Regions from separate parts of the Homo sapiens genome. Here all the other regions are linked to region 1. The links are chromatin loops, found by intact Hi-C in ENCODE. Cell type or tissue: heart right ventricle. All regions are shown on one strand.

Region 1 (8,000 bases):
TGAGCCACCGCACCCGGCCAAGGGGCCTTGATTTATCTGACAAGTGGGCCTCCTGAGGTTGAAGGAAACCTGGGGTAGAGGTGATTCATTGTGGGATTTCCAGCCTTCTTTCTGCCTCCCAGGCCCAGCCCAGCCCTGATGCATTGGTGTGTGAGTGCCTGAATGTGGGTGTACATGTGTGTGTTTCAGATCCTGACCCCAAACTGGCCCCACATCATTCATCAGGCTTTTTGTGCATTTAGCAATCCCTCCCTGACACTCACTTGGTCTTGAGTCTGTGCTGGGCACTTCTGGACAGCCCCAAAAACTCAGCATCTCCTAGATTTGGGGAGACAAAACTGGACAAAGAACCTTCCAGCACTGTAAGCACAGCCTAGGTTGAAGGGAAGAACAGCAGGTCAGGGAGCTGGGAGGAGTAAGGGGAGCAAGGGGTAACCACAGAGGCTCCCTGGAGGAAGGGTCCTGCCCCAGAAGGTCACAAATCCTACATAGACCCTAAGGAAAGAGCCTGCCATCCATGACATGCCCCTGGCTTAAAACAAGGCAGTCTCTGCCCCAACTCCAAGCTTTAAAGGGAAATCAGGTGGGGTGCAGTGGCTCACGCCTGTCATCCCAACACTTTGGGAGGCCAAGGCAGGTGGATTACCTGGGGTCATGAGTTCAAGACCAGTTTAGCCAATGTGGTAAAACTCCATCTCCACTAAAAATAGAAAACTTAGCTAGCCTTGGTGGTGCATGCCTGTAGTCCCAGCTACTCTGGAGGCTGAGGCGAGGGAATCACCTGAACCTGGGAAAAAAGAAGAGTTACTAAGAAAATCGTATGGAAGAGGAAGTATGTTTACTATTCATTAAGTAGAAGTGTGTCATCATAAAGGTCTTCATCTTCATCGTCTTCATGTTGAATAGGCTGAGGGGGAGGAAGGGAAGGGGTTGGTCTTGCTGTCTGAGGGGTGGCAGAGGTGGAAGAGGTGGAGGAGGTGGAAGGGGAGAGAGGAGAGGCAGACACACTCCATGTAACTTATTGGAAAAAATCCACGAGCCAGGTGCAGTGGCTCATGCCTGTAATCCCAGCACTTTGGGAGGCTGAGGTGGATGGATCACCTGAGGTCAGGAGTTCGAGATCAGCCTGCCCAACATGGTGAAACCCCATCTCTACTAAAAATACAAAAATTATCCGGGCATAGTGGCAGGTACCTGTAATCCCAGCTACTCAGGAGGCTGAGGCAGGAGAATCGCTTGAACCCAGGAGATGGAAGCTGCAGTGAGCTGAGATTACGCCACTGTACTCCAGCCTGGGGGACAGAATGAGACTCTGCCAGAAAGAAAGAGAAAAAGAGAAAGAAAGAGAAGAAAGAGAAAGAAAGAAAGAAAGAAAGAAAGAAAGAAAGAAAGAAAGAAAGAAAGAAAGAAAGAAGGAAGGAAGGAAGGAAGGAAGGAAGGAAGGAAGGAAGGAAGGAAGGAAGAAAGAAAGAAAGAAAGAAAGAAAGGAAGAAAGAAAGAAAGAAAAAAGAAAGAAAGGAGGGAGGGAGGAAGGGGGGAGGGAGGGAAGGAAGGAAGGAAGGAGAAGGGAAGAAAGGAGAAGGAAGAGAAGGAAGAAAATATGGAAGAGGAAGTATATTTACTATTCATTAAGTAGAGAATCATCATAAAGGTCTTCATCCTCACCGTCTTCATGTTGAGTAGGCTGAGGAGGAGGAAGAGGAGGGGTCTTGCTGTCTCAGGGGTGGCAGAGGTGGAAGAGGAGGAAGGGGAGAGGAGAGGCAGGCACAGTCCATGTAATTTTTATTGAAACAAATCCAGATATAAGTTGACCCTCACAGGTCAAACCCATGTTGTTCAAGGGTCAACTGTACTCCGTATGACACTCTAGTGGTGGACATATGTCATTATACATTTGTCCAAACCCATAGAATGTACACCACCAAGAGCAAACCCTAATGGAAATGATGAACTTTGGGTGATAATGATGTGTCAGTGAAGGTTCATCGATTGTAACAGATATACCATTCTGGTGCTGGATAGTGATAATACGAGAGTCTGTGCATGTGTCAAGGCAGGGAGTAGAACTCTCTGTAACTTCTGCTCAATTTTGTCACGAACCTAAAACTGCTCTAGGCCAGGCATGGTGGCTCACGCCTGTAATCCCAGCACTTTGGGAAGCTAAGGCAGGAGGATCCCTTGAGTCCAGGAGATGAGACCAGCCTGGCCAACATAGCGAGACCCTCATCTCTATAAAAAATTAAAAATAGAGGCCGATGCGGGTGGATCACCTGAGGTCAGGAGTTCAAGACCAGCCTGGCCAACATGGTGAAACTACATCTGTACTAAAAGTACAAAAATCAGCCGGGAGTGGTGACGGGGACCTGTAATCCCAGCTACTCGGGAGGCTGAGGCAGGAGAATAGCTTGAACCTGGGAGGCAGAGGCTGCAGTGAGCCAAGATTGTGCCACTACACTGCAGCCTAGGCAACAGAGCGAGACTCTGTCTCAAAAAAAAAAAAAAAAAAAAAAAAAGCCTGTAATCCCAGCACTTTGAGAGGCCAAGACAGGTGGATCACCCGAGGTTGGGAGTTTGAGACCAGCCTGGCCAACATGCTGAAATCCCGTCTCTACTAAAAATACAAAAATTAACTGGAAGTGGTGGACGGGCACCTGTAATCTCAGCTCCTTGGGAGGCTGAGGCAGGAGAATCACTTGAACCTGGGAAGCAGGGCTGCAGTAAGCCAAGATTGCACCACTACACTCCAGCCTGGGTGACAGAGGGAGACCCTGCCTCAAAAAATAATAATAATAAAATAAAAAATAAAGCTGGGTGCAGTGGCTCACGCCTGTAATCCTAGCATTTCGGGAGGCCGAGGCAGGAGGATTGCTTGAGGCCAAGAGTTTAAGACCAACCTGGCCAGCATATCAAGACTCCATCTTTAAAAATAATAATAATAATAAAACTGTTCTAAAAAAGTCTTAAAATTATTTATCGGCCGGGCATGGTGGCTCACGCTTGTAATCCCAGCAATTTGGTAGGCCAAGTTGGGTGGATCACCTGAGTCAGGGGTTCAAGACCAGCCTGGCCTACGTGGCAAAACCCCGTCTCTACTAAAAATACAAAAATTAGCCAGGCATGGTGGCGCATGCCTGTAACCTGAGCTACTTGGTAGGCTGAGGCAGGGAGGCAGGAGAATTGCTTGAATCTGGGAGGTGGAGGTTGTAGTGAGCTGAGATCGTGCCATTGCACTCCAGCCTGGGTGACAGAGCGAGACTCCGTCTCAAAAAAAAAAAAAGTTATTGATGACTTAGATTTTCAACACTGCCTTAAATTTTGCGGCAAAGAGGATGCCTCAACCTAGTCCCTGCCTCAGCCCACAACCTTCATATGGTTCTACCAGGCAAAGCTCCTATCCCCAAATCCTGGGAAACGAGCTTGGAGGAGGACATTGTCTCTTACTCCCATGGGAAGTGTCCCCCATTCACTCTATCACTTAGCACCCTACATCCTGAGCTTCCACTATGTGCCCAGCTTTTTTCTGGGAGGTCCCCAGAAAGAGGACACCTGAGGAGGCCCCAGGGGTGGCCCCCAGGGGAATCCCAGGCCTGGCTCAGGCTGGACATTCCCAGGCCTGCCCTGGCTGAGTCTCCAGCTGGTGGGTCTCCTGGAAACTCCCCGGGCTGGTTTTGAGGTGGGAGCCCCACAGGGAAGCAATTTACATACACAACAGCCCAGTCATGTCAACCTGCCCCATCTGATGCCAGAATAAAGGGGAGATGGGTCCATTCTGCAGGTCTCAGTCATGGGCACCCGGAGAAGAGGAAGGACATTTCACTGTCAGCCCAGGTGAGTCCAGAAGCCAGCTCCTGGAACAATGCCAGGGTCCTGAACACTCAAGCTCAACCCCTGCTCTCAGCTACTGCTGGTGGCTTGAAATCAAGGGCTGGAACTGGATGAGAGGTGACAGCCCCTGGTCCCCATGGGCTCAGAGCAGGCCTCAGCAAACACTGTCCTCGGCCCCTGCACCCATGCTCTGCCTGAGCCTGAAGTGTTGGTTGCAAAAAAAAGCAGGAGGCAGTGCCAACTTCAGGCCTCAGCAAACACTGTCCTCAGCCCCCGCACCGATGCTGTGCCTGAGCCTGAAGTGTTGGTTGCAAAAAAAAGCAGAAGGCAGTGCCAACTTCAGGCCTCTGCTTCTCTCCTCTCCCTCAACACAGCCGGTCTTACCAGTACAGCAGGCGGCAGCTGAGAGTCCCCTCTGGTGGCCAGCAGCGGCTACAGAGCCGTCACTATGGGGAGGGACAGGACTTGAGGGGTTGCCTCGGTCCACCTCACTGGAGAATGGGCAGAGTTTATGGAGTCTGAACCACCTGGTCTCCAGGCCCCTCTGGGGATGGGCCTGGCTTACTGACCACTGACCTCAGCCTAGGAGGGACAGAAGAGACTGGGGGAGACCAGGATGCCCAGATGACCTTGACCCAGGGTACGCTGCCCCATGTCCCTGCTGCCTCCCGCCCACAGCTCTACGAGAGGCAGGTCTGTCATTCGCCGCTGGACTTTGACAGTGGTCAAAGGCTCTGCTCAGTTCTCTGTGCCTGTCTCCCTCCAGCACTGCCGAGGTTCTCTGCCGAGGCCAACCAGAAATACCCCTTGGAAGCTGGAATCCTGCAACAATGGCCCAGGGTGTCCTCTGGATCCTACTCGGATTGCTACTGTGGTCAGACCCAGGGACAGGTGAGTCAGGGGGCAGAGTCCTGGGACCAAACCTCTTGGCTCTGCAGAAGGCGTACTGCTGTCCCATCTATGTCTTGCCCTGCATGGAGTGAGGCTGGAGACTCAAGCTCTCAAAGAAGCTCCAGCATGGGGACATAGATATTCCCAGCTCCACAGAGTCAAGGCAAGGATAAGGGAAGGAATCTGGGGCCTGGAGAGCAAAAGTAGGGAAGGCTTCTTGGAGGAGGAGACATAAGAGCTAGGCTAGGAAGAAAGAGAAATGATTTGGGGGAGAAGCCAGAAAGGGCATTTTTTGCAGAGAAGAGCAAAGCTACACAGGTTAGGTGGTGGACTGGAGAAGAACCTAGATTCTAGACCAGGAGAGTGTGTCGAGTAAGACTTCCTGGATTCAAATTCTACTACTGGCCAGGCCTGTAATCCCAGCACTTTGGGAGATCAAGGCGGGCAGATCACTTGAGATCAGGAGATCGAGACCAGCCTGGCCAACATGGTGAAACCCCATCTCTACTAAAAATACCAAAAATTAGCCAGGCGTGGTGGCAGGCACCTGTAATCCCAGCTACCCAGGAGGCTGAGGCCAGAAAATTGCTTGAACTCAGGAGGTTGCAGTGAGCTGAGCACTACTGCACTCCAGCCTGGATGATAGAGCAAGACTCCGTCTCAAAAAAAAAAAAAAAAAACAAAGGCAAATCCTGCCTCTGCCACTTCCTTCCTGTGTGACCTTAGGCAGGTAACTTAACCTCTCTGTGCTTCAGATGCCTCATCTGTAAAGGGACACCATCTTAGTCCCTTTGTGCTTCTATATAGGCCAGGGTACCTGAAACTGAGTAAATTTGTAAAGAAGAGAAATTTACTTTCTTGCAGTTCTGCAGGCTAGGAAGTCCCAAATGCCAGTGCTTTGATCTTGGACTTCCCAGCCTCTAGAACTATGAGAAATAAATGTCTGTTCTTTTTTTTTGTTTTTTAGACAGAGTCTGACTCTGTCGCCCAGGCTGGAGTGCAGCAGCATGATCTCAGCTCACTGCAACCTCCACCTCCCGGGTTCAACAGATCCTCCTGCCTCAGCCCCCCAAGTAGCTGGGATTACAGGTGCCCGCCACCGCACCCGGCTAACTTTTGTATTTTTAGTAGAAACGGGGTTTCACCATGTTGGCCAGGCTGGTCTCAAACTCCTGACCTCAAGTGATCCGCCTGCCTCGGCCTCCCAAAGTGCTGGGATTACAGGCATGTGCCAGCACACCTGGCCAAATTTCTGTTTTTCATAAATTACCCAACCTCAGAGATCTGTTATAGCAGCACCAATGTACTAAGACAGGGGCTAAAAGGACCTACCTCACAAGAGTTGTGAAGACTAACTGCGTTAAATTATTAATATATAAGTCACCTAGACTAGTAGCTAGCACATAGTAAATGTTTACTGAAAGTTAGCTATTATTTGATAACCCATCTCTGAACCAGCTCTGAGCCTAACTTAGCATTTCTAGGTTTGCAGTTCAGCCACTGACATTTCCCCAACATGGCACAAGCCCATCCTGCTCTTCCCCCTGCCTCCCAGGCTATTTTATTTTATTTTATTTTATTTTAATTTAATTTTATTTTATTTATTTTATTTTATGATGGAGTCTCACTCTGTCACCCAGGCTGGAATGCAGTGGGGGGTTCTTGGCTCACTGCAACCTCCACCTCCTGGGTTCAAGCAGTTCTCCTGCCTCAGCCTCCTGAGTAGCTGGGGTTACAGGTGTGTGCCACCATGCCCAGCTAATTTTTGTATTTTTAGTAGTGACGGAGTCTCGCCATGTTGATCCGGCTGGTCCTGAGCTCCCGACCTCAGGTGATCCACCCGCCTCTGCCTCCTAAAGTGCTGGGATTACAGGCGTGAGCCACTGCGTCTGGCATTTTTTTTTTTTTTTTTTTTTTTGAGACAAAGTCTCACTCTGTCACCCAGGCTGGAGTGCAGTGGCGCAATCTCGGCTCACTGCAACCTCCACCTCCCATGTTCAAGTGATTCTCCCGTCTCAGCCTCCCAAGTAGCTGGGATTACAGGCACACACCACCATGCCTGGCTAATTTTTGTATTTTTATTAGAGATGGGGTTTCACGGTGTTGGCCAGGCTGGCCTTGAACTCCTGATCTCAGGTGATCCACTCACCTCGGCCTCCGAAAGTGCTGGGATTACAGGCCTAAGCCACCACAGCCAGTCCCAGGCATCTTTCAAAATACCTTTCCCTCTAACATCCCCAATTTTTAACTTCAATTCATCACAAAAGACCATCCATCTCTCCCTCTCACGATCTGGGGACTCTTCCACTTTTGTCCACTGCAATGTCACTACCTACCTTCTGCCACCTTCATCTCTCACCTCCACACTGTCTCCCCTTTTCTATCCTGGCACCCCAAAAATCCATTTCCTTATGGCAGCCAAACAAATCTAAGCCTAAGAAAGGAGTCTTAGAATGCCAGGTTCGTCACACCTCTGTCCTGCTCATAAATCTGCCATGGCTCCCCAGTACTCACAGACAGTCTGAGCTCCTTAACCAACAGGCAATAGTCTGTGTACCTCACTTTCCTCATCTACACAAGGATAGTGTTGGGGGTCATGGGGTTATCAGATGGAGGGCTGGGAGCATTGGGTAGATGTGGAATCAATACAAGGAGGCTCAGGAATGGGTGGGGCTGGGCTAACACATTCTTTCCTCCTGCAGCCTCCCTGCCCCTGCTCATGGACTCTGTCATCCAGGCCCTGGCTGAGCTGGAGCAGAAAGTGCCAGCTGCCAAGACCAGACACACAGCTTCTGCGTGGCTGATGTCAGCTCCAAACTCTGGCCCCCACAATCGCCTCTACCACTTCCTGCTGGGGGCATGGAGCCTCAATGCTACAGAGTTGGATCCCTGCCCACTAAGCCCAGAGCTGTTAGGCCTGACCAAGGAGGTGGCCCGACATGACGTACGAGAAGGGAAGGAATATGGGGTGGTGCTGGCACCTGATGGCTCGACCGTGGCTGTGGAGCCTCTGCTGGCGGGGCTGGAGGCAGGGCTGCAAGGGCGCAGGGTCATAAATTTGCCCTTGGACAGCATGGCTGCCCCTTGGGAGACTGGAGATACCTTTCCAGATGTTGTGGCCATTGCTCCAGATGTAAGAGCCACCTCCTCCCCAGGACTCAGGGATGGCTCTCCAGATGTCACCACTGCAGATATTGGAGCCAACACTCCAGATGCTACAAAAGGCTGTCCAGATGTCCAAGCTTCCTTGCCAGATGCCAAAGCCAAGTCCCCACCGACCATGG
Region 2 (8,000 bases), 45 kb before region 1:
CCCATGGCTGATGTTCAATAGCTAAAAATAGTAGCCAAGTGTAGTGGCTCACATCTGTAATCCCAGCACTTCAGGAGGCCAAGGCAAGCAGATCACCTGAGGTCAGGAGTTCGAGACCAGGCTGGACAACATGGTGAAAGGCCATCTCTACTAAAAATACAAAAATTAGCTGGGCTTGGTGGTGGGCGCCTGTAATCCCAGCTACTCAGGAGACTGAGACAGGAGAATCGCTTGAACCCAGGAGGCAGAGGTTGCAGTGAGCCGAGATCATGCCATTGCACTCCAGCCTGGACGACAAGAGCAAAACTCCACCTCAAAAAAAAAAAATAAAATAAAATAAGAAGATAAAATTAGCCAGGCTTGGTGGGACATGCCTGTAGTCACAGCTACTCATGAGGCTGAGGCAGGAGGACCACCTGAGCTTGGGATGTCAAGGCTGCAGTGAGCTATGATCACCCCACTGCACTCCAACCTGGGTGACAGAGCAAGACCCTGTCTCTTAAAAAATAAAAATAAAAATAGTAATGATAAACACAATAATGATCATGGTTGGCATTTATCAAGTACTTGCTATGTGAGTAATAAGATATTACTACTGTTGCTATCTTTACCACATACAGGTGCCTGCACTGTGTTGGTCACTGTGGTGGAGACTTTTCATGTACTGGCATATTTGATCAGTACAAGAACCCTATGAGACCGTTGCTATTATTTTCCTCATTTTATTTTGTTCAGCAAGGTCGAATGGTTTTTCTGAAGTTGCAAGTTAAGTAGGTGACTGTTCTGGTTGAGGCTCCCCCAGAAGGAAGTCCTGAGACAAGGGTTCTAGGGCAGGTAGTTTATTTGGGGCATGATCCCCAAAAACATGGGTCATGAGATAGGGGAAGAAGACCACCAGTAAAGGATGAGTTGTCAAGGAAATTACCACCAAGGGCAACCAGGGCTCGGTCCCACTGGGGAGCTTTGGAGGGCAGAGTAGCGCATTGCACCTCAGAGTCACTCCACCTGAGGGCAAGGGAGCTGAGGTATTTATACACCAATGCCCATCAGTCATTGGTTGAGGGTCACTCCTGGGGGCGTTAATTCCCAAGCTCACAGAAGCGACAGTGGCAGGACAGGCACTGGGACTCTAGGTATGCACCACCAAGCCTGGCTAATTTTTAATTTTTTTGTAAAAACTGGGTCTTGCTATGTTGCCCAAGCTGGTCTCAAACTCCCGGGCTCAAGCAATTCTCCTGCCTTGGCCTCCCAACGTGCTGGGATTGCAGGTGTGAGCCACTGTGCCCAGCCTTTATTTCACTTGCAGAGTGGGCTCCAGCCACCAGAGACAGCCCCTAGAATGCAGGAGCTGGCAGCTGGACGTCAGGCCACTGCATCCAAAAATGGGTTGAGAGGAATATGGGCAAGCTTTGGCATCATCTGCAAAGCTAGTACCTGAACCCAGGCCACCTAGCTACAAAACTGCACTTCCTCACCTGCTGTATGAGGCAGGAAAGCTTCAGGCTCAACGTCAGAAAAATCCAAGTTCAAACCCACCCTCAGCGGCTGTGTGACTTTGAGCAAGCCACTTAACCTCTCTGTGCTCAAATCCATAAAAGTGTGAATCCATGAAATAGGACAGATCCATCCCCACTTCACAGGCTATGAGAATTAGAGAAGAGCTCAGCTACAAAGGAGCCTAACCCAGTGCCTAGCCAGTGATAAGGCTCAGCAATTGCCAAATGATTCAACCAACAAATGACTCCTTTCCAGCTCCTGTGTCTCCTTCCCCGTCAGGCTCAGCCTTGATCATGTCCACACCCAGGGCTCAATTGCAGCCTCACCCAGCCCCCGTGGGCCCAGGAGCTGGGCAGGACAACGTCAAGGCTGGGCTTTAGAGCTGACCCTGGCCAACTCCTCCAGGCACTAGAGCCTGGCCACTCCCTCTAGGACAACCATCAAACCCAGAGAGGGCTTTCTAGAGTAAGGGCACTGGAGATGGGGCATGAAAAATGAGCAGAAGTTGATCTAGCAGAGAAGGATACCTGGACAGAGAGTACAGTTTTGGGAAAGGCCTTGGAGGTGGGAGCCTTGTTACAGGAGTGGGAAGTGATTCTATGGAGCTAGGGAGGGATGGTGGAACAAGTGAGGAGGATGGAGGTTGGAGCCAAAAGGGCCTTGAACACCAGCCTTTTTCTGAATGGCAATAGGGAGCCATGGAGGGTGTGTAAGCAGGGGCAGGGATGTGGTTGAATCCAAGAATCCCTCTGGGGCCAGGATGGGAGACGGACCGAAGGGATGAAACTGGAGGTAGGAACTCAAGGAGGGGGCTGGACCATGGACCAGCAGTAGAGGGTAAGGCCTGAGCAGGGGTAAGGGATGGAAGAAATGAAGGAGAAAAGTCCAAAAGGGAAAGTCCAGCCTATCTCATCCAGAAAGTAGAGGCATCAGAGAGTAGAACTAAAAACAGGGAGGCTGAGCACGGTGGTTCACTTGAGGTCAGGGGTTTGAGATCAGTCTGGCCAACACGGTGAAACCCTGTCCCTACTAAAAGTACAAAAATTAGCCAGGCGTGGGGGCATGCACTTGCAGGCTTGCAGTCGCAGCTACTTGGGAGGCTGAGGCAGGAGGATCCCTTGAGCCCAGGAGGTAGAGGCTGCAGTGAGCCATGATTGTACCACTGCACTCTAGCCTAGGTAGCAGAGAAAGACTGTCTCGAAAAAAAAAAAAAAAAGGAAAAGTCTAGCCTATCTCATCTAGAAACTAACTACAGAAACTAGAGGCATCAGAGGGTAGAACTGAGATCAAGGAGGCTAGAGCTTGACAGGCTGGGTTTGAACCCCAGCTCTGCCACTTACAAGCTGTGTGACCTAAGGTCAGCTACTTAACCTCTCTGTGCCTCAGTAATCTTCCACGCAAAATGGGGCTAGTCATGGGACCTACTTCCTAGAATTGTCAAGAGAACTGAATGAGTTAATATTTGCCTGGAAAAATACTTGGCACATATCTGCAAAATTAAAAAGGACTCAGCAGGCTGAGGCCAAAGGATTGCTTGAGCTTAGGAGTTCAAGATCAGCCTAGGCAACATAGCGAGACCCTGTCTCAAAAAGAAAAAAATTCAATGCAATAAAAGGGTAAGAGTCCTCACCTAGGACCACAGCATTCAAGGGAGAAGAGTGGAACCACATTGGGAATAGGATGTGTTCCCCTCTCCTCCTCCAACCCTGCCCTGGGATTCCAAACTCCAAAGGTAAAGGTACCTATTGTACAGTGATAGCTATAAAATTATAGAGAGAGTTCTTTTTTTTTTCCTTAGAGAGACAGGGTCTCCCTAGGTCACCCAGGCTAGAATGCGGTGGCACAATCATAGCTCACTGCAGCCTCAAACTCCCAGGCTCAAACAATCCTCGCGCCTCAGCCTCCCAAGTAGCTGGGATTACAGGTGTGTGCCACTGCACTCAGCTAATTTTTGTAATTTTTCTTATAGAGATGGGGTCTCACTGTGTTTCCCAGGCTGGTCTCGAACTCCTAAGCTCAAGTAATCCTCCTACCTCAGCCTCCCAAGTGGCTGAGACTACAAGTGTGCACCACCACACCCATATAATTTTTGAATTTTTTGTAGAGAGGGGGTCTCACTATGTTTCCCAAGCTGGTCTCAAACTCCTGGCCTCAAGCAATCCTCTCACCTCAGCCTCCCAAAATAATTCATCTTTAAAGTTAGTTCTGCCTCCTCCCACCTGTGTGACCTTGGGTAAACTGCTTGCCCTCTCTGAGCCTCAGCCTCATACCCCATCATATAAATCTGCTGCTAGCCCCAACCAGATTCTTGGGAGGCTGTGGGAAGCCAGCAGGCCCACCATCCCTACCTATTACCCTGCACATGCCCAGCCCAGCCCAGCCCAGTCCTGCCTGGCCACACTTACCATGCCCAGGTGGCCCAGCAGCCAGTTGCGCCGGGGAGGCTGGGGGAAGCAGCGCAGCCGGCGGCAGGTGATGTAGAAGCTCCTGCAGAGCCTCAGGAACCGCAGCAGCAGGCGGAACAGGAAGAAGAGCAGGAAGAGGAGAAGGGTGGACACCGCGTATATGCGGAACGCCGTCTTCTCCAGCCCCAGGAGGTGCAGCAGGCGGTCTGTGATGGGCAGCATCCTGGGGACACACAGGGTCAGGGGGTCGGTGCCATGCACAAGACGATGACCCATGGGGTAATGCATGGTGTGCCTAGTGCACAGAAGGTTCCCAGCACACGTGAGTTCCAGACACCAAGGATACCTCTTCATCCCCCAGCCATGATCTCCAACCAGCTGGACAGATGGATGCACTCGGGGCCCTGCTCGTATGCTCTCAGCCTTGACTTTTACAAGGCCACCCTCTTGACTTCTCTACCATAGGGCATTCTCTGCCCAGGCATAGCCGGTCAGGCTGGGAAACCAAGACACCCCTCCCAAAGGAGCAGCTCTCAACCAATGACTGAGGCTCATTGGTGGATAAATACCCCAGCTCCCTCACCCCTTGGGTGCAATGACCCTGAGATATAGGTTCCACACTCACTCTAGGCTTCCCCAATGAGATTAAACTCCAGCTGCCCACAGTGGAAACTCCCTATTGGCCACGTCCTTTCCCCCTCTTTCTTTTTCTTTTTCTTCTTTTTCAGTTGAGATGAGATTCGCATAACACAAAATTAATTATTTTAAAGGGAATAATTCAGTGGCATTGAGTACATTTACATATAATGCAACTACCACCTCCATCTAGTTTCAGGACTTCTTTCTTTCTCTCTCTCTTTCTTTCTTTCTTTCTTTCTCTCTCTCTCTCCTTCTTTCTTTCTTTCTTTTTGAAAGAAGGTCTCCTCTGTCACCCAGCTGGAGTGCAGTGGCATGATCACGGCTCACTGCAGCTTTAACCTCCCCAGCTCAAGCAATCCTCCCACCTCAGTTTCCCAAGTAGCTGGGACTACAGGTGCATGCCACCAGGCCCAGCTAATTTTTGTATTTTTTTGTAGAGACAGGATTTTGCCATGTTGCCCAGGCTGGTCTCGAACTCCTGGGCTCAAGCGATCCTCCCGCCTTGGCCTCCCAAAGTGCTGGGATTACACGCATGAGCTACCTCACCCAGCTAGTTTCAGAACATTTTCATTATGCCAAAACAAAACCCCATCCCTGTTAGTAGCCACTTCCCATTCTCCCTCCCTGGAGCCCCTGGCACCACTAATCTGCTTTCTGTCTCTATGGATTTAAGTATTCTGGATATTTCATATAAATCTATTAAATGCTATGCAGCCTTTTGTGTCTGGCTTCCTTCACTCGGCATCCTGTTTTTGAGGTTCATCCACATTGTAGCATCAATCAGAGCTTAATTCCTTGTACTGCTGAGTAATATTCCATTGTATGGATATTCCACATTTCCTTTTTTTTTTTTTTCTTTTGAGACAGGGTCTGGTTCTGTCACTCAGGCTGGAGTGCAGTGGCATGATCACGACTCGCTCCAGCCTTGACCTCCCAGCCTCATGTGATCCTCCTGTCTCAGCCTCCTGGGTAGCTGGGACTACAGGTGCATGCCACCACACCTGGCCCCACATTTTCTTTATTCATTCATCTGTGGACAGACATTTGGGCTGTTTCTACATTTTGGCTATTATGAAATATGCTACTCTGAACATGTGTGTACATGTATTTATCTGAGTACCTGTTTTCAATTCTTTTGGGTTCACTGTCTTCTTCCTTGCTGGTATTTTCTGTTATTACTTCCCAAAAAAATTACTTGCACTCAGGTCCTTGCTTTAGGGCCAGCTCCTAAGGAACCAAAACAAAGCAGTCAGGTAACCATAATGTTAATAAAACAGTGAGCAGGCAGGAAGGGCTTGTCATCTGCCGTGCACCACCATGCTCCGGGCAGTACCAGCCTCATCTCAGAGAATCTGATATGGTTTGGATCTGTGTCCCCACCCAAACCTCATGTTGAACTGGAATCCCCAGTGTTGGAGATGGGGTCTAGTGGAAGGTGATTGGATCACGGGGCTGGTTTCTCATGAATGGTTAACACCATCCCCTTGGCGCTGTCTTCCAGATAGTGAGTGAGTGAGTTCTCATGGGATCTTGTTGTGAGTTTTTTTGTTTTTTGTTTGGAGACAGAGTCTTGCTCTTGTTGCCCAGGCTGAAGTGCATTGGTGCGATCTCAGCTCACTGCAGCCTCTGCCTCCTGGGTTCAAGCGATTCTCCCACCTCAGCTTCCCAAGTAGCTGGGGTTACAGGCACCTGCCACCATATCCAGCTAATTATTTTTTGTGTATTTTAATAGAGACGGGGTTTCACCATGTTGGCCAGGCTGGTCTTGAACTCCTGACCTCAAGTGATCCGCCCACCTCAGCCTCCCAAAGTGCTGGGATTACAGGCATGAGCCACCACACCACGCCTCACTTAGGTCTTCTGCCAGCCAACGCCAAACCACATTTTCCATGCAGAAGTGAAATTTGTTGGCCGGGTGCAGTGGCTCACACCTGTAATCCCAACATTTCGGGAGGCCGAGGTGGGCAGATCACTTGAGTTCAGGAGTTCAAGACCAGCCTGGACAACATGGTGAAACCCCATCTCTACTAAAAATACAAAAATCAGCCGGGCGTGGTGGCGTGCGCCTATAATCCCAGCTACTCGGGAGGCTGAGGCAGGAGAATAGCTGGAACCTGGGAGGCGGAGGTTGAAGTGAGCTGAGATCGTGCCACTGCACTCCAGCCTGGGCGATAGAGTGAGACTCCGTCTCGAAACAAAATAAAAATAATAAAAATAAAGAAGTGAAATTTCTTTTTGAGACAGGGTCTCACTCTATCACGCAGGCTAAATAGTGACCCTAAAGAGTACTATCACGGCTCAATGCAGCCTCAACCTCCCAGGCTGAAGCAATCCTCCCACCTCAGCCTCCAGAGTAGCTGGGACTATAGGTGCACACCATCATGCCCAGCTAATTTTTTCTATTTTCTGTAGAGACAGAGTCTCATGACGTTACCCAGGCTGATCTCAAATTCCTAGGCTCAAGCAATCCTCCCACCTCTGCCTCCCAAGTGCTGAGATTTACAGGTGTGAGCCACCTCGCCCAGCTGCAGAAGTGAAATTTTTATTAGTTAACACTTCCTGGGAAAACAGCTGGGTGGGTCATCATCAGATTTGGAGATCCCAATTGGGATGGATATTATGACTTAAAATACAGACTACATGACCAGTCTTAAGATGGTTGCAACTGAAACAAAAAAACAGAAAATAAGTGTGGTTGAGGATGTGAACAAATTGGAACTGTTGTGCACTGGGGAAAACCATATGGTGTTTCCTTTTTTTTTTTTTTTTTTTCTGAGACAAAGTTTCGCTTTTGTTGCCCAGGCTGGAGTGCAGTGGCACAGTCTCAGCTCACTGCAACCTCCGCCTCCTGGGTTCAAGCAATTCTCATGCCTCAGCCTACCGAGTAGCTTGGATTATAGGCACCCGCCACCATGCTGGGCTAATTTTTGTATTTTTAGCAGAGACAGAGTTTCACCATGCTGGCCAGGCTGGTCTCGAACTCCTCACCTCAGGCCATCCACCCACCTCCACCTCCCAAAGTGCTAGGATTACAGGCGTGAGCCACCACGCCCGGCCACTGGTGGTTCCTTTTAAGATTAAACAAGCTGAGCATGGTGGTGCATGTCTGTGATCCCAGCTACTCTAGAGGCTGAGATGGGAAGATTGCTTGAGCCCAGTTGTTCGAGGCTGCAGTGAGCTATGATCGTGCGACTGCACCCCAGCCTGGGTGACATAGGGAGATCCTGTATCTTAAAAAAAATTAAAATTAAACATAGAATTACCCTATAATCCATCCATTCTACTTCTGGGGATATACCCCCAAAGAATTGAAAGCAGTGTCTCGAAGAGATATTTGCACACTCATGTTCAGAGCAGCACAAGTCATAATCACTAAAACGTGGAAGTAGGCTGGGCGGGGTGGCTCATGCCTGTACTCCCAGCACTTTGGGAGGCTGAGGGGGCAGCTCACCTGAGGTC
Region 3 (8,000 bases), 65 kb before region 1:
TGGCTCCCTGGGGCGCAGGGGAGGGGAGGACCTGAGGGCAGGGAGGAGTGGGGCAGGCACTCACCTTGGAGTCAGGCCACACTGTGGGGTTGTGGTGGGTTCCATAGATGCTGACCAAGCAGATGATTCCTGTGGGGAAAGATGGGATCAGTGGGGCCAAGGGGAGCCAGGGCCTCCTCCAGAAACATCCCCCAACTTGGGTCTCCCTAGAGCCATGATGTTCCCATGAGCCATCTGCCACCACCTTCTGTCCATCCTTCTCTAAAAAATTCTGCTGCCCCATCCACTCTTCCCACCTTTCCCTAAGAGGAACCTATCATCTTCTTTCTGGCTGCCAAGCTGGCCACATAGGGATCTTTCTTACTCGCAGATCTGACATTGCTCCTCTTCAGCTCAAACACCTACCTTGGCTCCCTGCTGCCCCCAGGATTGAGTTCAAGCGCCATCACCTGGCACTCAAGGCCTTTCAAAATCTGCATCCTGAGGCTCTACTCCATAAACATGCTCACTCTTTCACTTCCACACTCCAAGCCTCACCTCCCACATTCCCTCCTCCAGGCAGCCCTCCCTGCATTCCTCTCCATATTGGAGCTACTCCAGCCCCTGTCTCTCCCTTTAGCCCATTCCTGATTCCATACGCCTGGGAATGTCTGCACCCTGCTGTATCTCCCCCAGAAAGGGCAATACTCAAAACCTGAGCCAGGGTCCCCTGTATCAACCAAGGCAGGGCTTGGTCTCCAGGGAGTAACTGGCAACTGAATGAAACTGACCCTCCCCAACTGCACCCTCACAGGCCCATCCCTGCGACACTGCCTCCTTCCTTTCCACCTGGACTCACCCGGCTCTATCTCCCTGCACACACAACTGGGTTTTCTCCAACACCCCAGAAGCAACAGGCACACAGAGAGCTATCCCATCTGCAGGGATAGTGCACCTGGGGCAGGCATAGCCAGGCCCCTGTGGACAATAGAGCAGCTACATCATTGGAGGCAGTGCACCAGCAGCAGGCGGAACATGGTAGGCACCTTTGGGGATGATGCGCCCATCTGGGAGCTTGATGTCCTCCGTGCATTGGCGAGAGACAAGAGTGACAGGTGGGTACTGGCGCAGGCTCTCCTTAATGCACATAGTTGTAAAGGGCAGCTGAGTCAGATCGTCCCTGGGGAGAATGGAGATATAACTAGAGGCCGAGCCACCATGGCACCACCTCCCCAAAACACACACACACACACACACACACACACACACACACACACACACACACTCTCTCCCTCTCTCTCTCTCTCTCTCTCTCTCTCAGGGGCAGCTGGGCAAGAAACCAGTCCAGGATTTTAGACTTGCCCCAATTTCTGCCATTTGCAGTTGTCTCATGCACAGGTGGGAAGTACTAATATTTAGTGGTTTTTTTGTTTTTTCTTTTCCTTTTTCTTTCTTTTTTTTTTTTAAGACCGAGTTTCGCTCTTGTTGCCCAGGCTAGAACATAGTGGCGCATCTCGGGTCACTGCAACCTCAGCCTTGCAGGTTCAAGCAATTTTCTTGCCTCAGCCTCCCAAGTAGCTGGGATTACAGGCATGCGCACCCACACCCGGCTAATTTTTGTATTTTTAGTAGAGACAGGGTTTCTCCATGTTGGCCAGGCTGGTCTCAAACGCCTGACCTCAGGCAATCCACCCACCTCGGCCTCCCAAAGTGCTGGGATTACAAACGTGAGCCACAGTGCCCGGCCAGTACTAATACTTAGGATGCAAAGTATCTGAGCACCAACCGCTCAGAACAGCACTAGCACTGGGCCCTCTGCTGGGCCCAGCATTAAGCCTTTAATTGATGAATTATGTGGAGGTCCAGGGGCACCTAGGCGAGGTGCCAGGACAGCCAAGGGGACTCACGGCAACAGCAATATGCCAGTTTATATGGTCCATTTCTGTACTTAAAAAACTGCTGCAGGACAGGTGTGGTGGCTCTCGCCTGTAATCCCAGCACTTGCAGAGGCTGAGATGGGCGATCGTCTGAGGTCAGGAGTTCAAGATCAGTCTGGCCAACATAGCAAAACCCCATCTTTACTAAAAAACACAAAAATTAGCTGGGTGTGGTGGCGTGCACCTGTAGTCTCAGCTACTTGGGAGGCCGAGGCAAGAGAATTGCTTGAACCCGGAAGGCGGAGGTTGCAGTGAGATGAGATTGCACCACTACACTCTAGCCTGGGTGACAGAGTGAGACTCTTGTCTTAAAAAAAAAAAAAAAAAAAAAACTGGTGCAGGCCAGGCATGGTGGCTCATACCTGTAATCCCAGCACTTTGGGAGGCCGAAGCAAGTGGATAACTTGAGCCCAGGAGTTCGTGACCAGCCTGGGCAACAAAGAGAGACCCCATCTCTACCAAAAGTTAAAAAATTAGCTGGGCATGATGGCACACACCTGTGGTCCCAGCTACTCAGGAGGCTGTAGTGAGCTATGATCATGCCACTGTACTCCAGCCTGGGCCACAGTGTGAGAGCCTATCTCAAAAAAAGAAAGAAAGAAAAAAAGAAAAAAGAAAGAAAAGAAAAGTGCATTATCTCCTTATAATATCATTTACTTAATATTTTTTCCCTTGGACTTTAGGGCCCAAAATTGGGCTAATGATAACTCTTGGTTCATGTTCTAGATTAGATTAGTTTCTTTAAATTAGCAGGTTCTCTTTCTTTTTTGATGGCGTCTTGCTGTTTCATCCAGGCAGGAGTGCAGTGGCACAATCTCAGCTCACTGCAACCTCTGCTTCCCAGGTTCAAGCAATTCTCACGCCTCAGCTTCTCAAGCAGCTGGGATTACAGGCACACACCAATACGCCCAGCTAATTTTTGTATTTTTAGTAGAGACAGGGTTTCACCATGTTGCCCAGGTTGGTCTTGAATTTCTGGCCTCAAGTGATCCACCCGCCTTAGCCTCCCAAAGTGCTGGGATTACAGGCATGAGCCACTGCACCTGGCCCAGGTTCTCTTTCAAAGAAACTTTATGGCTGGGCACAGTGGCTCACACCTATAATCCCAGCACTTTGGGAGGCCAAAGTAAGAGGACTGCTTGCACTCAGGGATTTGAGAGCAGCCTGGGCAACACAGCAAGTCCCCATCTCTTAAAAAAATGTTAAAAATTAGCCAGTTGTGGTGGCACACTCCTATAGTCCCACCTACTCAGGAGGCTGAGGCAGGAAGATTGCCTGAGCCCAGGAGTTTGAGGCTGCAGTGAGCTATGATTATGCCACTGCACTCCAGCCTGTGTCTTAAAAAAAAATAAACTTCATGTTGCTATAAAGGGCAAACAGCATCCCTGGCATAAAGGTATTCATCCATACAAACACCACTGTGAAAGCAGTAGTGTGTTATTAAATTGTGTCTACACACCAACTCCCACCCAACTCTCTCAACCTGAGACATCTTCTCCACTTGTTTAAAAGGAAGATTAGCAAAGTGTTCAGGACACAGTAGCACCCCACTGAGCATGTCCCCCTGAGGCCATAAGGCAAAAGGTTGAAATAGAACCGAAAGGAACCTCCTCACTGTGTGAGTTGATGCTATTTAATGTTGCGGCTGTGTTTTTCTTCTTTTCTTTTCTTTTCTTTTCTTTTTTTTTTTTTTTTTTTTTTTGAGACAGGGTCTCACTCTGTCACCCAGGCTGGAGTGCAGTGGCGTAATCTTGACTCACCACAGCCTCCACCTCCTGGGTTCAAGCAGTCCTCCCACCTCAGCCTCCCAAGTAGCTGGGACTATAGGCATGCGCCACCCCACCCAGCTAATTTTTGTATTTTTTTGTAGAGACAGGGTTTCGTCATGTTGCCCAGGCTGGTCTCAAACACCTCAGCTCAAGCAATCCACCCCCCTCGGCCTCCCAAAGTGCTGGAATTACAGGCATGAGCCACCACGCCCAGCCTAATGCTGTGTTTTCTTTTCATCACCCAGAATCAGCTCTACATAGCATGAATCTGGTAGAGACTGGGTATGTGTTCTGATTCTCCACTTCCTCCCTGAATTAGAATTATATACCTGTACCCTTTGTCATATGATTCTTCAGTGCCTTCTGCTCAGGTGAGTGGAGTATATGTCCTGCCCCATTCATGCTGGGCTTGGTCACGTGACTTGTTTTAGCCAATGCAATCTTCTAGTGCAAGCACAGCTTTTGTTTTTTTTTTTTATTTTATTTATTTACTTATTTTATCTTTTTTTGTGGGGGGGTGGGGACAGAGTTTCACTCTTGTAGCCCAGGCTGGAGTGCAGTGGTGCAATCTCAGCTCACTGCAAACTCCACCTCCCAGGTTCAAGTGATTCTCCTGTCTCAGCCTCCCGAGTAGGGGGGATTACAGGCACCCATGACCGTACCTGGCTAATTTTTGTATTTTTAGTAGAGATGGGGTTTCACCATGTTGGCCAGGTTGATCTCGAACTCCTGATCTCAGGTGATCCACCCACCTCGGCCTCCCAAAATGCTGGGATTACAGGCGTGAGCCACCCCACCCGGCCCAAGCAAAGCTTTTAAATTTCATGGCTTTTTGTGCTTCTGGAATCTGCCTTGAGAAGAATACGACCCAGGGTAGCCTCTGGTCCAAAGAGAACAGAAAGGGAGTATATGAAGCAGATCTGAACCCAGCTCTTAGTTTTGAAGCAACTCCACTCCACTCAGCCAAGTCCAACAGCAATTAGAGTAATGAGCAGACAAGAGCAAGAAATGTGTGCATACAAAAGCAAGAAACAAATGCTTGCTGTAAACCACTAAGTTTGGGAGCTGTTCATTATGCAGCATCATTGCAATAATTGCTGACTAGGACACTTTGAGAACTTCTGCATTATGAGGTGGGCATAGGCACTATAACCACCCCCATTTTGTAGCTGAAGAAATTGCAATTCAGGAAGCTAAAGTGGCTTGTCTGAGGTCACACAATCAGTAAGTGGGAGAGCAGAGGCTTACACCCAAGGCTCTGGCCTCAACCTGCCCCCTCCATTCCCCTGACCCCACACTCACCACTCCAGCTCCTCCAGCTCCCGGCCTTTCATGACTTCCTGAATCTCTTCTCGGCATTTCTCCTGGTATTCCGGATACTTTGCCAAATTGAACAGCATCCAAGAGATCCCACTGGATGTTGTGTCGTGACCTGCAGGGAGATGAGGGTATCTGAATGGAGGCTGCCTGAAGAAAGCAGAGATGCTGTCTACAGACAATGATGTCCCTTCCTGCCCTCCTCCAGCCTCACCCCACATCCTCACCCTCAAACATGAAGGTGTCTGCTTCGGCTCGGATATCCTCGTCTGACAGTTCCTTTCCATCTTCATCCTGGAATGGGCAGTAGAGGGTGCTCAGCCCACTTCATCCCACCCTCCGCATCCTAGGGGCTCCTCAAAACTCAGATATCTCCCCGCCCCCATCTTTTTTTTTTTTTTTTTTTCTGAGATGGAGTCTCGCTCTATCACCCAGGCTGGAGTGCGGTGGCACAATCTCGGCTAACTGCAGCCTCCGACTGTCAGGTTCAAGTGATTCTCGTGCCTCAGCCTCCTGAATAGCTGGGATTACAGGCACATGCCACCACTCCAAGCTAATTTTTGTATTTTTAGTAGAGATGCAATTTTGCCATATTGGCCAGGCCGGTCTCGAACTCGTGGCCTCAAGTGATCTACCTGCCTCATCCTCCCAAAGTGCTGGGATTACAGACATGAGCTACCACGCCTGGCTCCCCTCTCTCTCTTAAGCCAAGCTGTGGGGGGAACTAGTCCAGGAAGATGGAAGTATGCAACTTGTCTAATAAAGATGGAAAGTGCCCAGCATGGTGGCTCACACCTATAATCCCAACACTTTGGGCAGCTAAGGTGGGAGGATCACTTGAGCCTAGGCGTTCAAGACCAGCCTGGGCAACATGGTAAGACCCCATTTCTACAAAAAAAAAATCAGCCAGGTGTGGTGATGCATGCCTGTAGTCCCAGCTACTGGTGAAGCTGAGGCAGGAGGATTAAGCCCAGGAGATCAAGGCTGCAGTGAACCATGACCGCATCACTGCACCCCAGCCTGTGTGACAGAGCAAGACCCTGAGTGAGAGATGCTGGTGAGGCTGTGGAGAAATAGGAACGCTTTTACAAGGTTGATGGGAACGTAAATTAGTTCAACCATTGTGGAAGACAATGTGGCAATTCCTCAAAGACCTAGAACCAGAAATACCACTTGACCCAGCAATCCCATTACCGGGTATACAACCAAAGGAATATAAATTATTCTATTATAAAGATACACGCACACATATGTTCATTGCAGCACTATTGACAATAACAAAGACATGGAATCAACCCAAATGCCCATCAATGAAAGACTGGATAAAGAAAATGTGGTACATATATACCATGCAATATTATGCAGCCATAAAAAGGAACAAGATTATGTCCTTTGCAGGGACCTGAATGGAGCTGGAAGCCATCATCCTTAGCAACCTAAGGCAGGAACAGAAAACCAAACACCACATGTTCCCACTTATAAGTGGGAGCTGAACAATGAAAACACACGGACACAGGGGGGAAACAACACACACTTGGGGGGCCTATCAGGGTGGCAGGAGGAGGGAGAATATCAGGATAAATAGCAAATGCATGCAGGGCTTAATACCTAGGTGATGAGTTGATAGGTGCAGTAAACCACCATGGCACATGTTTACCTACGTAACAAACCTGCACGCCCTACACACGTATCCTTGAACTTTCCATTTAATTTAAAAAAAAATTTTTTGAGATGGAGTTTCTCTCTTGTTGCCAGATTGGAGTGCAGTGGCGCAATCTTGGCTCACTACAACCTCTGCCTCCAGGGTTCAAGCGATTCTCCTGCCTCAGCCTCCAGAGGAGCTGGGATTACAGATGCATGCCACCACGCCCGGCTAATATTTTTTTTTTATTTTTAGTAGAGACGGTGTTTCAATATGTTGGCCAGGCTCGTCTTGAACTCCTGACCTCAGGTGATCCTCCCACCTCAGCTTCCCAAAGTGCTGGGATTACAGGGGTGAGCCACTGCGCCCGGCTTATCCTGGAACTTTAAATTACATTTTTAAAAAACAAGAAAAAAGAAAAGAAAGATGTAAAGAGGGACAGAAAGTCAACAGTGAGGAGAAGAAGGAAGTTCATATTTCTTGAGCAGCCTCCAACACCAAGCATCCCACTGGATGCCTGACAACCTTGTGATCAGGTTTTATGATCACCATGGTATAAATGGAGAAACTGAGGCTTGGGAAGAAGAGTCAATGACTAAGGTCAAACATCCACTAAGCGACAGAGCCAGGACTGGAATCCAGGACTATTTGAATCCAGAACCCAAAAGGTCCACAGACACACCAATGAGTGACCATAGAAGTGTCTCATCTCTTCAAGGTCATGTATTTCTTTTTTTTCTTTTTTTTTTTTTTTTTTGAGACGGAGTTTCACTTGAGTGCAATGGCATGATCTCAGCTCACCGCAACCTCCGCCTCCCAGGTTCAAGTGATTCTTTTGCCTCAACCTCCCGAGTAGCTGGGATTACAGGTGTGTGCCACCACGCCCGGCTAATTTTGTATTTTTAGTAGAGATGGGGTTTCTCCATGTTGGTCAGGCTGGTCTCGAATTCCTGACCTCAAGTGATCCACCTGCCTTGGCCTCCCAGAGTGCTGGGATTACAGGTATGAGCCACCACGCCCAGCCCAAGGTCATGTATTTCATTTTTGCAATTGTGATGAGCTGAATGGTTCCCTGCCCACCCCCCCTCCGCTAGAATTCATAAGTCCTAACTTCCAGTACCTCAGGCTATGACCGTGTTTGGAGAGAGGTCTTTGCAGAAGTAATCAAGACAAAATGAACTCATTAGGGCAGGGCCCTAATCCTTATACAAAGAGACGAAGACAGAGACAGGCACAGAGGGAAGATGATCCGCAGACATAGGGAGAAGACAGCCTTCTGCAAGCCAGGGAGCAAGGCCTGGAACAGATTCATCCTTCATGGGCCTTAGAAGAAACCAGCCCTGCAGATACCTTGAT

What was found. Hi-C counts contacts between places; a loop is a spot of excess contacts. Peaks named below come from ENCODE experiments on the same cell type or tissue, not always from the same donor. Only the 100,000 strongest peaks of a DNase experiment are listed, where the experiment ranks them.
Region 2: a loop joins it to region 1, with 2.0 times the contacts of the local background. A loop is called at or near these places in 9 of 110 quality-filtered maps.
Region 3: it touches region 1 in a loop (2.2-fold over the local background); 37 of 110 quality-filtered maps call a loop at or near these places.

The regions. Positions count from the first base shown.
Region 1 is chr19:15,476,027-15,484,026 of GRCh38, reverse strand. PGLYRP2 (peptidoglycan recognition protein 2) reads left to right here and starts at 4,526. Exons shown (of 5, transcript NM_052890.4): 1 at 4,526-4,716; 2 at 7,419-8,000. The coding sequence starts at 4,656. In heart right ventricle, a CTCF peak has its summit at 4,258 (motif pointing left); no DNase peak of the experiment used is centred here.
Region 2 is chr19:15,521,461-15,529,460 of GRCh38, reverse strand. It overlaps CYP4F22 (cytochrome P450 family 4 subfamily F member 22), which reads right to left. Exons shown (of 14, transcript NM_173483.4): 2 at 5,662-5,768; 3 at 3,903-4,125. The coding sequence starts at 4,124. Among named protein-coding and RNA genes, the nearest start is that of CYP4F22, 17 kb to the right of the region's middle. In heart right ventricle, no CTCF peak of the experiment used is centred here; no DNase peak of the experiment used is centred here; H3K27me3 peaks cover 5,380 bases.
Region 3 is chr19:15,541,267-15,549,266 of GRCh38, reverse strand. It overlaps CYP4F22 (cytochrome P450 family 4 subfamily F member 22), which reads right to left. Exons shown (of 14, transcript NM_173483.4): 9 at 5,230-5,296; 10 at 4,988-5,117; 11 at 1,026-1,159; 12 at 65-129. Among named protein-coding and RNA genes, the nearest start is that of CYP4F22, 37 kb to the right of the region's middle. In heart right ventricle, no CTCF peak of the experiment used is centred here; no DNase peak of the experiment used is centred here; H3K27me3 peaks cover 1,544 bases.